Linked DNA regions of Homo sapiens: region 2 is linked to region 1. Evidence: chromatin loops called from intact Hi-C (ENCODE). Cell type or tissue: mammary epithelial cell. All regions are shown on one strand. Links, peaks and the distances in the headings refer to the core of each region. The heading gives the core; the rest is flanking DNA.

Region 1 (6,896 bases), core at 1,253-5,252:
TTATATTTACCAAAATGAATAGCATTTGTTCAGGGACTCTTTGGGCACATTCTGAGAGTAATCTTTAAAAAGATCTGTGAGGAAAATTAGGAATGTGCGATATGTTTTGAGAAATAAATCCAGGGATGTGTGCTCCTTAGTGTCCGTCTGCTTATAGTCCCCAAATGTACAAAGCAAAGAATAATTGGCCATTGGGTTTTGCTTTCTGAACTGCTGGCACATAAGTACTAGCTACTTACTACCTTATACCTAAAAATTGCTTTTAAAATGCACAACTTAACCTCCATTTTCACTGAAATTTCTGACATTTTATCCCCTATTACACTATTACAAAGTGTCAGGAGCTCTCAGTTCCTGACCTAGAACAGAAGCCAGGTCCACTAATATATATCAGTGGGTCTGACTCATTAGACTGATTATAAAGGTTGATTTGATTCTGACTCCAGAAATAATTCTTTTGCAGCAGTAGTAGAATTGAATCCTCTAATGGAAAAATGTTACTTTCCAATTAAAAAAAAAAAGACTCCGAAAGAGTGACTATTCAGAATACTTGTAAGTTAAAAGCACTTTCTTTTCCCCCATAAGTGTACTGGAATGTAGAGATCCAAATTCACAGTCTTCTCTGAAAGTCATTATTTTGCTCTAAACCTTTCTGGGATTTCTGTGTGTGAACTGCCTTTTAAATCATCATAATCCAGGTGATGTGATCTATGTCAATCACTTTATGTTCACAAGACAGTTTTCATTTGTCCACGGCCTTTTTTTTCTTCCTCGGTCCCTCTCTTCTCTCCTCCACTTAATCTGCCGGAAATCCAGATCTTCCTTCTCTGTTACCTTCATGCTGGAGCCAGACAGGAGACATTCTTAAGTGCTGGGAGTGGGTACTGGAGCAGGGATAGTGGAGCCCAACCGAGGCTACCTGGGCAGGAAGGAGCACATCATCAGGAAGCAAACTCCAGGCCACGTATACAAAGCATCGCACTCAGAGGATGTCTGTATTCCCAAAGTCATGGACCAGGCAAGTTTTACCAAGTCTCTGGGAACATCCGTGTTCCCATCTGTGAAATGAGTGAGTGGGAGGAGTTAACCTTTCTTCCTTCTCTAACATTGTCTGGCTGTATGGTGTGTATTGTTTGCCTGCTGAAAGAATACAGTAGATATAACTTACTAAACCACTAAAATGGAAATAGTTGCCAGTGGCCGGTGCAAATTTAGATAGAGCAAATTTAACATGTTCGTTTAAATTCTAATACCATATGCAAAGGTGAAGAGACTGGGTGTAATCAGATGCATCCTAGGAAGTGGAATTTCCAGAGACATCTGAATAATGAGAGAAAGAGAGTGAACTTGGCAGTGCCTTAATTCAAGTGGCCAAGTACTGTACGGTTCTGGAAAATGCTGGTCCTCGTTATGTGAGCTCTTCCCATATGCCTTTGACTTCCCCCTGCACCACCTGCCTCCTCCCAAATGCCCTGCTACTCCCTGTTGACCTCCTGGGATTCTCTCCAGCGTGGAACCTTTCCTAACCGACTGGCTACACATTGTGACTTTTCCTGCTGAGAGCACTGGTCAGGTTCTAAACCCATAACCCTTGACCCCCCCCAAGTACACTAAAAGCCATTAACCTGAGGCCAAGATGTAATCTCAATATTTGATTCAATTCTCTTGAAAGCTGCCCACAATTTCCCATTATCAATGTATGCTGTTTAATTTAGATTATAGGCTCTTAGAGGGAAGGGACCACATTTGTGTATTTCGTCTGATTTGGCGCTGAATTTCTGCATTTAGCAGGTAATCTTTGGATTAACTCTCAAGAGAAAAGATGGCCTCGGGCTTAATAAAAGTTGATCCCAGCTCATATCATGTTCCAAAATTACAGTTGACAGATGATCACCACAGACGTTCCTGCTGTCATACTCTGTAAATGTAAGGAGGACCAAGGTCACCTGTGGACGGGTGGGTGGAGCTGCCTGCCCAGGGTTGTAGTCCAGGCTCCTCTGTTGGAGCTGTTCTTCATGGTTTTCCTCAGAAGAAATAGGGCATCCGCCTGTATTCATATGGGTCTTCCTTCCCAGCTTTGGCTGTGCTTTGGAGATTCTTCAGAAAGGGATGAACCCAATCACCTCTCCTGTCTGAGAAGCTGAGGGATGTACTAACCTGCTGGGGATGGATGAGTGGGTAGATAGATGGAGCTAGCAGGAGACCTCTGTCATTTAGGCCAACCCCTTCATTTTATAGGAAACTGGAATCCAGAGACAAGTAGTGACATGCTCTCTTATGCTACTGAGAGTCTCACTGTTTGAATTCCATGTGATCTTTTGTGCTTCTGCTAGAAATACAGTTAGGTTAATTCTTAAACAACTTTCCTTCCAGAATCCTAGAGAGCCAAGGAACTGTAGGACCACTGTTACTAACCCCAGAGCCACTAGTACCAGTCCCACCTCCAAAGTCCCAAGAAATTAAGTAAGCAAATAAACACACAAGTACATTTCAGCTAAACAGATAATCACAAGGTATATCTTTTAAATTCCCAGGCTGATGAGGTCGTTAAATAATCTAGAAGGAAGAAACTAAGCCAAAACAAATACTATAAAATACAACTGGAATAACTGACTAAGAAAGATAAAAGAATCCCAGATTTCATATCCATAAAACCCAGATGAGTATCTCATTGATGTAAACAAAGTATGTGTGTGTGTGTGTGTGTGTGTGTGTGTGTGTGTGTGTGTGTGTGTAGATAGATAGATCCTCTTCTATAGGTGTTTTGAGTCACCACTAGAAAGAATACATGTGGCCACTTTGGGAGGCCGACGCAGGAGGATCACAAGGTCAGGAGATCGAGACCATCCTGGCTAACACGGTGAAACCCCGTCTCTATTAAAAATACAAAAAATTAGCCAGGTGTGGTGGCGGGTGCCTGTAGTCCCAGCTACTCGGGAGGCTGAGGCAGGAGAATGGCTTGAACCCAGGAGGCGGAGCTTGCAGTGAGCCGAGATCGCGCCACTGCCCTCCAGCCTGGGCAACAGAGCAAGACTCCGTCTCAAAAAAAAAAGAATACATGTGGCACTCCAATATCCTAGGGAAGTGGGCTATGGTTACATTCACGGGGCGGACTGTCTGAGAAAATATTGTAGTAACCGAGGTGCTTGTGCTGTTGGGGCTAGGCTGTAAAAATTAGACTCTCCTCCTTCATACCATTAAACATCACAATGCCTAGTACTGACAGAAACCCCCTAAAGCTGGGTGACAGACAGCAGAAGCTATTATGAAACTCCCCCCAGTGATATCAAGACTTCTTCCTGGAAGAAGACAGTGACTGATGTGACTCTTCATCTGAGTCATCTCATGGTGTACAGAAGCTGTTTCTCTCTGTCCTGCCTCTTAGGAGGGCACGCTGCCCATTGGAAACTGACTCCAGGCAGTGTGAGGAGTAAGGCCAGCTCATATTGTTTATAGGCACTTTAGAACCTCGGTCATCTCCTAGTGATCTACAGTGTTTGGTTTCTTCCTGGGACAGAGGAGTGCTCTGTAAATCAAGCCCTTCTTGGTTCGTCAGCCCTCTGTCAATGTTTGCTGAGTCCTCAAGTCAAAGGCAAGTCGGAACAGTGTGGAGACTTTGGCAAAGGGCTTGTTCCCCAGTGTTCAACCTCTCCATTTTGATGAAACAATTCTAGGGTGAGGTTGGCCCTAGGAATTATTTCTCTGACTCATATTCCCTTTCCTCTTTTCACACACTCAGAATGCACCATGCTGAGCACCTCATAGCCCCGAGCAGAGAGAGGCCAGGGTTGGGGCAAAGCCCTACTGGGGCCCACTCCCAAGACTGAGAAGACAAACAGGGAGGCGTCTCTCCCAAGCCAATTTCTTTCATCACCCAAAGCTATTTAGGGACACCATTGCCACACACTTCATGAAGAAACCCCAAACTGGTTCTAGCTCTCAGAGGTGGGAATAGACCTACTTAAGTTCTATGAACAAAGAATAGAGAATTAAGCCAAGCAAAGAGATAGGCAGTAGGTTTGATATCTGCCTTTCCTGTCGGGAAGAGGAGCAAGGGGCCGCTGCATCTTTAGAGACTTGAGCTAACGACAGACACAGATCCTGGCCCCGAAAAGCAGTTGGACTGTTTGTGGGCATCGTGTTCCATGCTTCATCTTTCATCATCTGATTCAGCAGACATTAACTCTGTTGGCTCTTAGAGTGCAAATGATGAAGACAGAACACCAACCTTCAAGCAATCCACAATTTAGAAGGGAAGGCAGACACGCAAACAGTTTCCATATAATCGGTAGGTATTAAGGCAGACTTATGCATAGAGTGCTATTTTGCTTTTCCCAAGGACACAGGTGGTAACACACACACACACACACACACACACACACACACACACACTCTAGAACATAAGCTCAGTATTGTTATATGTCTCCACTCATGATTGGAGTCGCAGGAATATTTCAGGTGGAGCAAGAGAAGCTCTACCAGCACTGAGAATTGAAAGTCTGCACAAGGGCCTCCTGTGTTCTACCACTGTCTTGAAGGTGCTCCCACTCTCAACATTTCACAAGCACTAGCTCACTCCGTCTGAAACAAAAAGAGTGAGTATACAAAAAGCCTGTAAAATACATAACACACTGCCTCCTTATGGGAGGCGTCCTGTGTCTCACACTCTCTGGAGAACAGAGAAGATGTGGTTGTCAGCTATCCACAGATCTGACCTTGGCTGACCTTCTGTAACTCTGAACAAGGCTATGCTTTTCTATACTGGGAATCCTTTGAATAGAATAAGATGTTTGAATAGAAATGAGGTTTTATCGGAAAGTGAAGTTGGAGAGTATTAAAATGATGATGAAAAGTGTCATTTATTCACTAATTTATGCATTCATTATGTCTGTTCTTCACAATTATATTTGGATGTCTGTTGTGTGTTAATACGTTGGTGCAAAAGTCACGTATGTGTAGGAGGTAAAGATGAATAAAATGTGCCTGACCTCAAAAAGTTACCCTCAGTGTGAGAAACTTGAGTTCATCAATTAACAAAAATTCAAAGAGGAATGACACAAGTGCTCTAATAGAAATGTATCAGGGTTCCAGCTTTGGTTCTGTACCTAAGAAGCTTAAAAGTTGTCATTCTGCAGCAACAAGTACAAATTTGAACAAACTAAAAAACCAACAACTCTTCTTAGATCTGTAAGAGAAATGAGGTCACAGGGCAAACTGCTGCTCTCAAAATTGGAGAGCTAGACAGGCAGATACAGAGAGTCACAACTAACCGGAGCAGAAACCCATGAGCAAACCTCTGTGAGATCCAGCACCTGGAGAGGAAACCATGAATTGCTGGAGGCTGAGTATGGATAAGTTTAGGAGTTAAAAACACCAGAGAAACCCAGTAACAGGGGTCGAGGTTGGGGGCACACTTTTGTGAGTTTTACCTCCAAGAGCTTGACCAGTTTCTCATGGTGAATACTGGGGGGAAAATCTCCTTGTGCTCCTGGCAGAAGGAAAGAGAGGAATCATTTTGAAATATGCCAGAGCACTCTGTTCTTTTTAACAAGATATGCCCTCAGGAGAAACTATTTAACTAGCACCTAAACTGCAGGGGTTTTATCAGAGTCTTACTGACCTAGGGGAAGGAAAACACCCAACTACAGCTAGCCCTAGCCTTCCCCGTGGGAGAAGGAAAATACCCAACTCAAGCACACCCTAGTCATTCCTTCCCACCTAAGGGGAGTCCAGAGGAGACTGAGAAATATTTGTGAAGTTCACAGTCCAAAGGCGTAGGTTCCCTAAAAGACTAAGACCTAATCATAGACTATAGAATGCTTCCTCTACCCACGTACCTTACCATAACATTACTAAAGAATTATTTACAGCAATTTCTTTAACCCAGTATATCACGTCCAGCTATCAAGAAAAAATTACAAGGCAAAAGACATGGTTTGAAGAAACAGAGCTCCTGCCTCAGCTTCCTGAGTAGCTGGGACTACAGGCAAGTATCACCATGCCCAGCTGAGGCAGGAGGACTGCTTGAGCCCAGGAGGTTGAGGCTGCAGTCAGCCATGTTCTGACACCACTGCACTCCAGCCTGGACGACAGAGTGAGGCCTTGTATCAAAAAGAAGAAAAGAAAGAAGATGAGGAAGAAGAAAGAAGAAGAGAGAAGAAAGAAAAGAAGAGAGAAGACAGAAGAGAAAGAAGAAGAGGAAGAAGACCAAGAGGAAGAAGAAGAAGAGGAGGAGAAAGAGGAGGTGGAGGAGGAAGAAGAAGAAAAGAAGAAGGAGGAGGAGAGGAGGAGGAGGAAGGAAGGAAGGAAGGAAGGAAGGAAGGAAGGAAGGAAGGAAGGAAGGAAAGAAGAAAGGAGAAAAGGAACAAGATAAATATTTGAGCAATAGTTACTGATAATTTTCCCAAAATTGATATCAGATACCAAACCACAGATCCATGAAGCTCATGAAACACCAAACAGAATAAATGCAAAAAAAAAAAAAAAACTATACCTAAGCATACCATATTCAAACTACAAAAAAAAAAAAAAAAAATCAAAGAAAAGAGAAAATTCCTGAAAGAAGCCAGAGGAAAAAAACAACTTATCTATGGAGTAACAGAGGTAAGAATTATATTTGACTTCTCCTCAGAAATAATTCAAGTAGGAAGAGAGTGGAGTGAAAGTTATTTAAAGTGGAGAGAGAGGGAGAGAGAGAAACCCCACCAACCTAGAATTCTGTGAAGGAGAAATAAAGACTTTCTCAGACAAATTTGAGAGAATTTGTTGCCAGTAGACCTGCCTTACAAGAAACGTTAAAAAGTTCTTCAGAGAGAAAGAAAATTATGTAGATCAGAAATTCAGATCTACATAAAGAAAGGCAAAGCATGAAAGAAGGAATAAATGAAGGTAAAATA
Region 2 (6,896 bases), core at 1,709-5,708, 200 kb before region 1:
CTTCCCCACACCGTTCCCTGTGGTGACCTGCCTCCCTGCTTGTTTTCCAGGCTCCCCTTCCCTGCGGGCATATCCGCTCCTCTCGGTGATCACCCGCCAGCCCACTGTCATCTCCCACCTGGTCCCTGCCACCCCGGGAATCGCCCAGGCACTGTCCTGCCACCAGGTCACCGAGGCGGTCTCTGCTGAGGCCCCAGGGGGCGAGGCCCTAGCCAGCAGCGAGTCAGAGACGGAACAGCCCACGCCCCGACAGAAGAAGCCCCGCCGGAGTCGCACCATCTTCACCGAGCTGCAGCTCATGGGCCTGGAGAAGAAATTCCAGAAGCAGAAGTATTTGTCAACCCCAGACAGGTGAGGACGCAGGGAAGGGACTCTCCGCAGTGAAGGCCCCTGGGAACGGGAGACTTGCTCCCATTGTGGGCCGTGGAGCCACAGCACTGGTACAGTGAGGCAGGACACTATGGCGGAGTCCACTCCTTGGCTCAAATCATCTCAACCTTGGTTAACAGAACCCAGCCCACATGAATCCACCACACGGTCCCTGGAGCCTGCCTGCGGCTAAACTTAACTCACCACTTTATCTCCATATTTGAACTTAACTATTTCAGTATCATAAACAAGGTCCAGTTTAGCAAATGGTTGCTCAGGCGGTCAGCTGGGAAACAGGCTTGGTTTTTAAGCCACTCACTCTTAGGATTGGAGGCAGCAGGACTAGATTTGGAATTGGGATTCATGATCTTCTCAATCTTCTCCACAGCCTCCAGCTGATTCCCCACTGACTCAGTTTGCTGGCCTGGCTATTGCTTGGGAAGGACTGGAGGGATCCAGTTGAGGAGGTCAGACATGTTAGTGAATTTGCTGGATGTCAAGTCAGAACCATTTGACTGAGACCCAGGAGGACCTGGCTGAGAGCCCCTTCTTTGAACCCCTCTGAGATCCATGTTGGGGAGGCTGTGACCCTTGCTTTCTTGGAGGCCTCAATGCCTCACCTCCTTTTCTTTAATTTACTATTTTAACTGAAACATATGCCAGAGTGTGTGTCTGGGCCGGGTATTGTGGCCCACACCTGTAATCTCAGCAGTTTGGGAGACTGAGGCAGTAGGATCGTTTGAGGCTAGGAGTTTGAGAGCAGCCTGGGCAACGTTGTGAGACCCCGTCTCTACAAAAATTAAAATATGAGCCAGGTGTGATGGCATGCACCTGTAGTCCCAGCCACTCAAGAGGCTAAGATGGGAGGATCACTTGAACCCAGGACTTTGAGACTGCAGTGAGGTATGATTGCATCAGATTGCATCGCTGCACTCTAGGCGAGACCCTGTCTCCTTAAAAAAAAAAAAAAAATAGCCGGGTGTGTTGGCTCACGCCTGTAATCCCAGCACTTTGGGAGGCCGAGGCAGGTGGATCACGAGGTCAGGAGTTCAGGACCAGCCTGGCCAAGATGGTGAAACCGCGTCTCTACTAAAAATACAAAAATTAGCTGGGTGTAGTGGCAGGTACTTGTAATCCCAGCTACTTGGGAGGCTGAGACAGAGAATTGCTTGAACCCAGGAGGTGGAGGTTGCAGTGAGCCAAAATCATGCCACTACACTCCAGCCTGGGCAACAGAGCGAGACTCAGTCTCAAAAAAAAAAAAAAAAAAAAAAGTGTGTATCTCAGTGTCTCATCTTGTTCTTTCAGACTGACTCTGGAGATGGCTGAGCTAATAATGTGTGATCCTATTTATTGGGGAGATTTCTCAGGTCCTTCTTCCTCTTCTTTTGCCTGCTGCCTTGGACATACCAGGTTGGACACCAGTCCTATCAAAAAGTAAAGGAAGGAACCTCAAATGAATCTCTTAAGCTGTGTAGTAGCTCTTTGATACAAATTTAAGTGACAGAGGAGTCTGCATATCACCGACTAAAAGGGAATTTAGCTTCTGATTCTGTTAATGAGGCACCGTCAGCTGTTTGGTAAGGGCCTTCTGGGTGCCACTGGGGCACTGTGGCAGGGATTACGGGTCCAGAAAGCAGTCGAGAGAGTCCTGTTGTGACAGAAAGGGATCATGGGGAAGGAACGACTACAGGAACAAAGACGCAGCAAGCCAGGCGCTGGTGCCTGTGCATTGCTGAGTGCAGTAGGAACACAGGATATTGCTGAGCGTGGGAGATGGGGTTAGGGGAGGCTTCTCAGAGGAGGTAACATTTAAGAAGAGCTTTGATTCCAGGAGGGACAGGAAGTCCCGCACTGAGGGGTTGGCACACACAAGGCAAAGAAGCGTGTCTCGCCGGGTATGTGGAGGAAACTGCAAGTAGCCAGGACATCTCCAGCTTAAGGTGTGAACAGGCAAATGGTGGACCTCGTATGCCTGGCTGAAATGTGAACTTGGTTGTTTAAGCAGTTGGCACTGCCTTTATGAGCTGGAGGTGACATGATCAGACTTACATTTTAGAACTGTCTCTCTGGTGGCACCATAAATGATGGATGAGAGAGGCCAGAGACGGAGCAGGGACCAGTTAGGAGAGAATCCAGTGATCATCACGAAGACTTGAATTAAAGGGTGGCAGTGGGAACAGAGAGGCAGGAATAGAGAGGAGGACAATTTTTTTTTTATTATTATACTTCAAGTTCTGGGATACATGTGCAGAACGTGCAGGTTTGTTACATAGGTATACACGTGCCATGGTGGTTTACTGCACCCATCAACCCATCATCTACATTAGGTATTTCTCCTAATGCCATCCCTCCCCTATCCTCCCCACCCCCAAACAGGCCCTGGTGTGTGAGGTTCCCCTCCCTGTGTCCATGTGTGAGAAGAGGACAATCTTGAAGAGAGAATTGGCAGAATCAACATTGCGGAAGGAAGCAAGAAGGGAGTTGAGAATTCTGTGGTTTCTGGACTGGGCCAGCAGGTGGATAGGGACGCCATGAACTGAAGTAGGAAGACAGAGGACAGAGTAGACTTAGGTGGGGAAAGGTTGAGTTCTGTTCTAGACCTGTGCATTTGGAGTGTCTTTGGGCAGATGATGGAGACAGGTCTGTGAACCGGAGGTTAGTAGATGGGCTCTCCAGGTATGACATGGCTGTTTCCACTTCCCTAGCATATAATTGAGAGCCTCATGAACTTGTGCACCCAGTGGAGTGGGCACCTTTGTCTATGGTAGCACGGTGGTATGTCAGACGGGCTTCAGCGTGCATGACTAACATATTAGGCTGATTTTTCAGAAGTCAGAGAATTTTTTTTTTCAGAAATATTAGTTCTTCTTAAACCTCCTGGGGCTCCCTGATACCTGCCCAGGCATCTCTCAGGTCACCTACACAGGATTGATTCACTTATCTGGGAGGACACCATTGGCTGGCATGGAAGCTGCCATCTTCACCTGCCCTCTCAGATGTTCCTCGCCTCCCTACGTGACCAGGGCCATGAGCACTCCCTCCTCCCACAGCTCTCACCCTCCTCCTCTGTGTTTGTTTCTCCAGTTTCCTAGGTGACCCCATTTAAGCGAATATGCAGGGAAGTGAGAATTTGTAACGGTGGCAGGTAATGAGAGAAAGCTGATGACAGTGAAGCATGTTTCTGTAGCCAGAGTGAGTCAGGGCTGCATTTTTCCCAAGTGAGCTAACACTGTTTGCTAATGCAGTTGCAGAGCTGTGAACTGAGCCTTCCATTGACTAATGCACCTGATGGCCTCAGGTGAACTGGGCTCGGGAAGGCACCGCCAGCCAGAACCATGGAGGACCCGTCTCCAGGGAGGCCTGGGAGACCAGAAGTCTGTGGGGTGGCCCCCTGGGTTCTTGGTTCTCAATGAGCGACTGCTTGGGAAGCAGTGCTTCATTTGTGGGAAGAGCCAAGTGCTGTTGGCACTGGGAATTTATTGGCTTTAGCCTGTTAATCACTTTCAATAAAACTGCCAGCTTCTAGTAGCTCTTCTACAGGGATGACCAGAGGGATGTGAGTACTGATTTAAGACCACTTCCAGGGTCCCCTGAAGGAAGACTCTGTGTATTATTGGGGCTTTAAATTATGCAGCCTGGTCAGAGCAGGGCAACTGGGCAGCTGCACCTGAGATCATCAGGGCCGGTCCCTGTGGGCCTCCCTGATAGTTAGATCTCCCCAGGTGGAGAGCTGCAGCTGAAAACCCACACCTGAGACTCCCCATGGAGCAGGCAAGTGAGACTGACTGTGGGCCCGAGATTCACAGACGGCAATCCTCAGAAACCTAGGGCCTTTCAAAAAGTGGGGGTTGCTGCCCAAGCTCTGTCAGGGGTGATTGTCCCAAGCTGCTGCATTCGAAGTCCACACTGCTTTGCTGAGCAGGGCTGGCGTGGCAGTGAGGCAGCTTATGTTGGCTTAAGGAGGTGGCTCTCCAGTTGGTGCTGAGGTAGACCTGGGGTTCTTATCCTATTAGGTCAATGGTTGTTGTCTCAAGGACTGATGTTGGAAGTCTGACTGCAGACTTCCCTTTCTCATTCTACTTGTCCCACCCGGTTGTTTGCTGCTTCCTGGGATGAAGCATCCCTGCGATCCCCTTTGACAGGTTCAACTTGTGCAGATATATTGTGAGTGGGTGTGAGCCCCAATGCAGGAGCTGGTGTACAGGTCAGACATCGTGGGTTTGAATCCTGCCCCACTTCTTAACTCTACGATCATCTGCCAGAGGTCGGTAAAGGTTTTCTGGGCAGAGCCAGACAGTAAATACTTTACATTTTGTGGGCCATATGGTCTGTGACAACTACCCAATTCTGATATTGTAGCACAGAAGTAATTTATTTTTATTTATTTATTTATTTTGACAATGTCTCACTCCATTGCCTAGGCTGCAGTGCCGTGGCGCCATCTCGGCTCACTGCAACCTCCGCCTCCCAGGTTCAAGCACTTCTCTTGCCTCAGCCTCCTTCGTAGCTGGGATTACAGGTACCTGCCACCACACCCAGTTAATTTTTGTATTTTTAGTAGAGATGGGGGTCTCACCATGTTGGCCAGGCTGGTCTCCAACTTCTGACCTCAGGTGATCCACCCGCCTCGGCCTCCCAAAGTGCTGGGATTACAGGCATGAGCCACTGTGCCTGGCCTGTTACAATAAAACTTTATTTACACAACCAGGTAGCAGACAGGATTTGGCCACAGTTGCTGAGAGAGTCTAATCTCTCCAAGCCTCAACTCTCTTATCTGTAAAATGGGAACAATTACACTGCTTCACTGCGTTGTGAATGGGATAGATAAGACAGCATGTCAGGGGCTTAGCATGTACCCTGGGATGCCGTGGTGCTCAGGAAATGGTGGGTGTGTTAGATTTAGCCCCAGAAATGGCTTTGACTTTTAGGACTTTTCAGAAGACTACAGAGAAGTACAGCACCATGATTAGCAGTAGAATGGAAAACAGGAAGGGCTGTGGATTTAATGTTTCTTTTGGAATCTTTATAATATTTATTTATTTATAACATTTTAATTGTTATAACAATTTAGGACAGCTACAGCGATTGAATCAATCCATTAAGAAGTATTTTTTGAGCACCGGTTCTGGATTTAGCAGTGTGATGGGCACTTTCATGGGTAGAAAAGAAGTGGAAGGTATACGCTGCCCTGGCTACTGAGTTAGGGAGGCAGAAATAACACAGTTGGAGTGATCAGAGAACAGCAGGAAACGTGGGACCATCTGGGTGACTGCTGGCCTGTGGGAGGGTGCAGAGGAGACGAGCTGTGGGAGCCAGGAGAATCACCTGCCGGAGGTGGGACCGGGGCTGGGTCTGGAATGATGAGTGGATTCCCATCAGCAACATCTGGCTTTGCCTTTTGTTTCCAGTCTGGACGATGGGCCAGAGGGTCAGAGTGAATGCTCTTGTCAAGCCAGGAAAAGGACTGTGTGATGAGAAGCCCCAGGCATCCTTCTCAGGTCCCTTGCAGACCGTGAATGTTTCAGGATGGGGACTGGCCCAGGTGTCCTCAGGCATGGGCATCTGTTTCTCAGCTTCCCAGAGTTTCCTCTGTTGGATTCTTGGAAGGAAAGAAAAGCGCTTTGGGGAAGACCTCGTTTAATGGGGGAGGTCCGAGCCTTGGTAGCCAGTGCTGGAGCCTGTCTGGAGCCTGCCAGCAGGATCCCATCTCTCCTGCTGCCTCCCATTCTGCTCACCTTTCCTTTGTATCTTGTGCCTTCTAGGTTGGACTTGGCTCAGTCTCTGGGACTCACTCAGCTGCAGGTGAAGACCTGGTATCAGAATCGCAGGATGAAATGGAAGAAAATGGTAAGAAAGGAGTGACTAACCATGATCCCTTCCTGATGGGAAGGACTTTTACTCCAGGGCTGTTGGGAGGGAGGCCGGACCATTTGGCAGTTTGGGCTGCAGAGATTGGAAGGCCTTCTATGCTGCTGGCTTGCGGGGAAGCTGTTGGATCTGTAGGTTGAGCTATTCCTCTTGACCTGGAGTTCCTAAACAGAGGGATATTCTTTTTCTGTTTCCTTAGAAATCAAAGGAAAAAAAGCTTACAGGCTTTTAACTTGCTAGTTTTATTATTATACTTAAGTTCTAGGGTACATGTGCAGAACATGCAGTTTTGTTACTTAGGTATACATTTGCCATGGTGGTTTGCTGCACCCATCAACCCGTCATCTACATTAGGTATTTCTCCTAACTTGCTAGTTTTAACCCTACCTGCTAGCCTTTTCAAACAACTTCCTTCTTCCTCCCACCAAGAGCTAAAAATAGAAGTCAGTACTCTTTGTTTATAATGACGTAGAGGATGCATCTGTTCTTTTGGCTGTGCGTCCTCTAACGCAGTGATCCTCAAACTTTGGTGGGCATTAGCGTCCCCTGGGTAGCAGGTTAAATGCAGAACTCTAGGCCCCCTCCCAGGATTCTGGTCCCAGAGGTCTGGGCCAAGGCTGGGAATGTGCGTGTTAACAAGAGCCCTGGTTATTCTG

What was found. A loop is a pair of places that touch in the nucleus more often than their neighbours do. Peaks named below come from ENCODE experiments on the same cell type or tissue, not always from the same donor. Only the 100,000 strongest peaks of a DNase experiment are listed, where the experiment ranks them.
Region 2: a loop joins it to region 1, with 8 times the contacts of the local background. A loop is called at or near these places in 1 of 110 quality-filtered maps.

Annotation. Positions count from the first base shown.
Region 1 is chr11:129,639,858-129,646,753 of GRCh38, forward strand. No RefSeq gene overlaps it. Among named protein-coding and RNA genes, the nearest start is that of LINC01395, 26 kb to the left of the region's middle. RefSeq lists an enhancer at 1-522. In mammary epithelial cell, for the core only: no CTCF peak of the experiment used is centred there; DNase peaks (open chromatin) are centred at 2,244 and 3,564; H3K27ac peaks cover 3,436 bases.
Region 2 is chr11:129,436,701-129,443,596 of GRCh38, forward strand. BARX2 (BARX homeobox 2) reads left to right here. Exons shown (of 4, transcript NM_003658.5): 2 at 51-351; 3 at 6,135-6,219. Among named protein-coding and RNA genes, the nearest start is that of BARX2, 64 kb to the left of the region's middle. RefSeq lists an enhancer at 3,960-4,484. In mammary epithelial cell, for the core only: no CTCF peak of the experiment used is centred there; a DNase peak (open chromatin) is centred at 3,531; H3K27ac peaks cover 1,312 bases.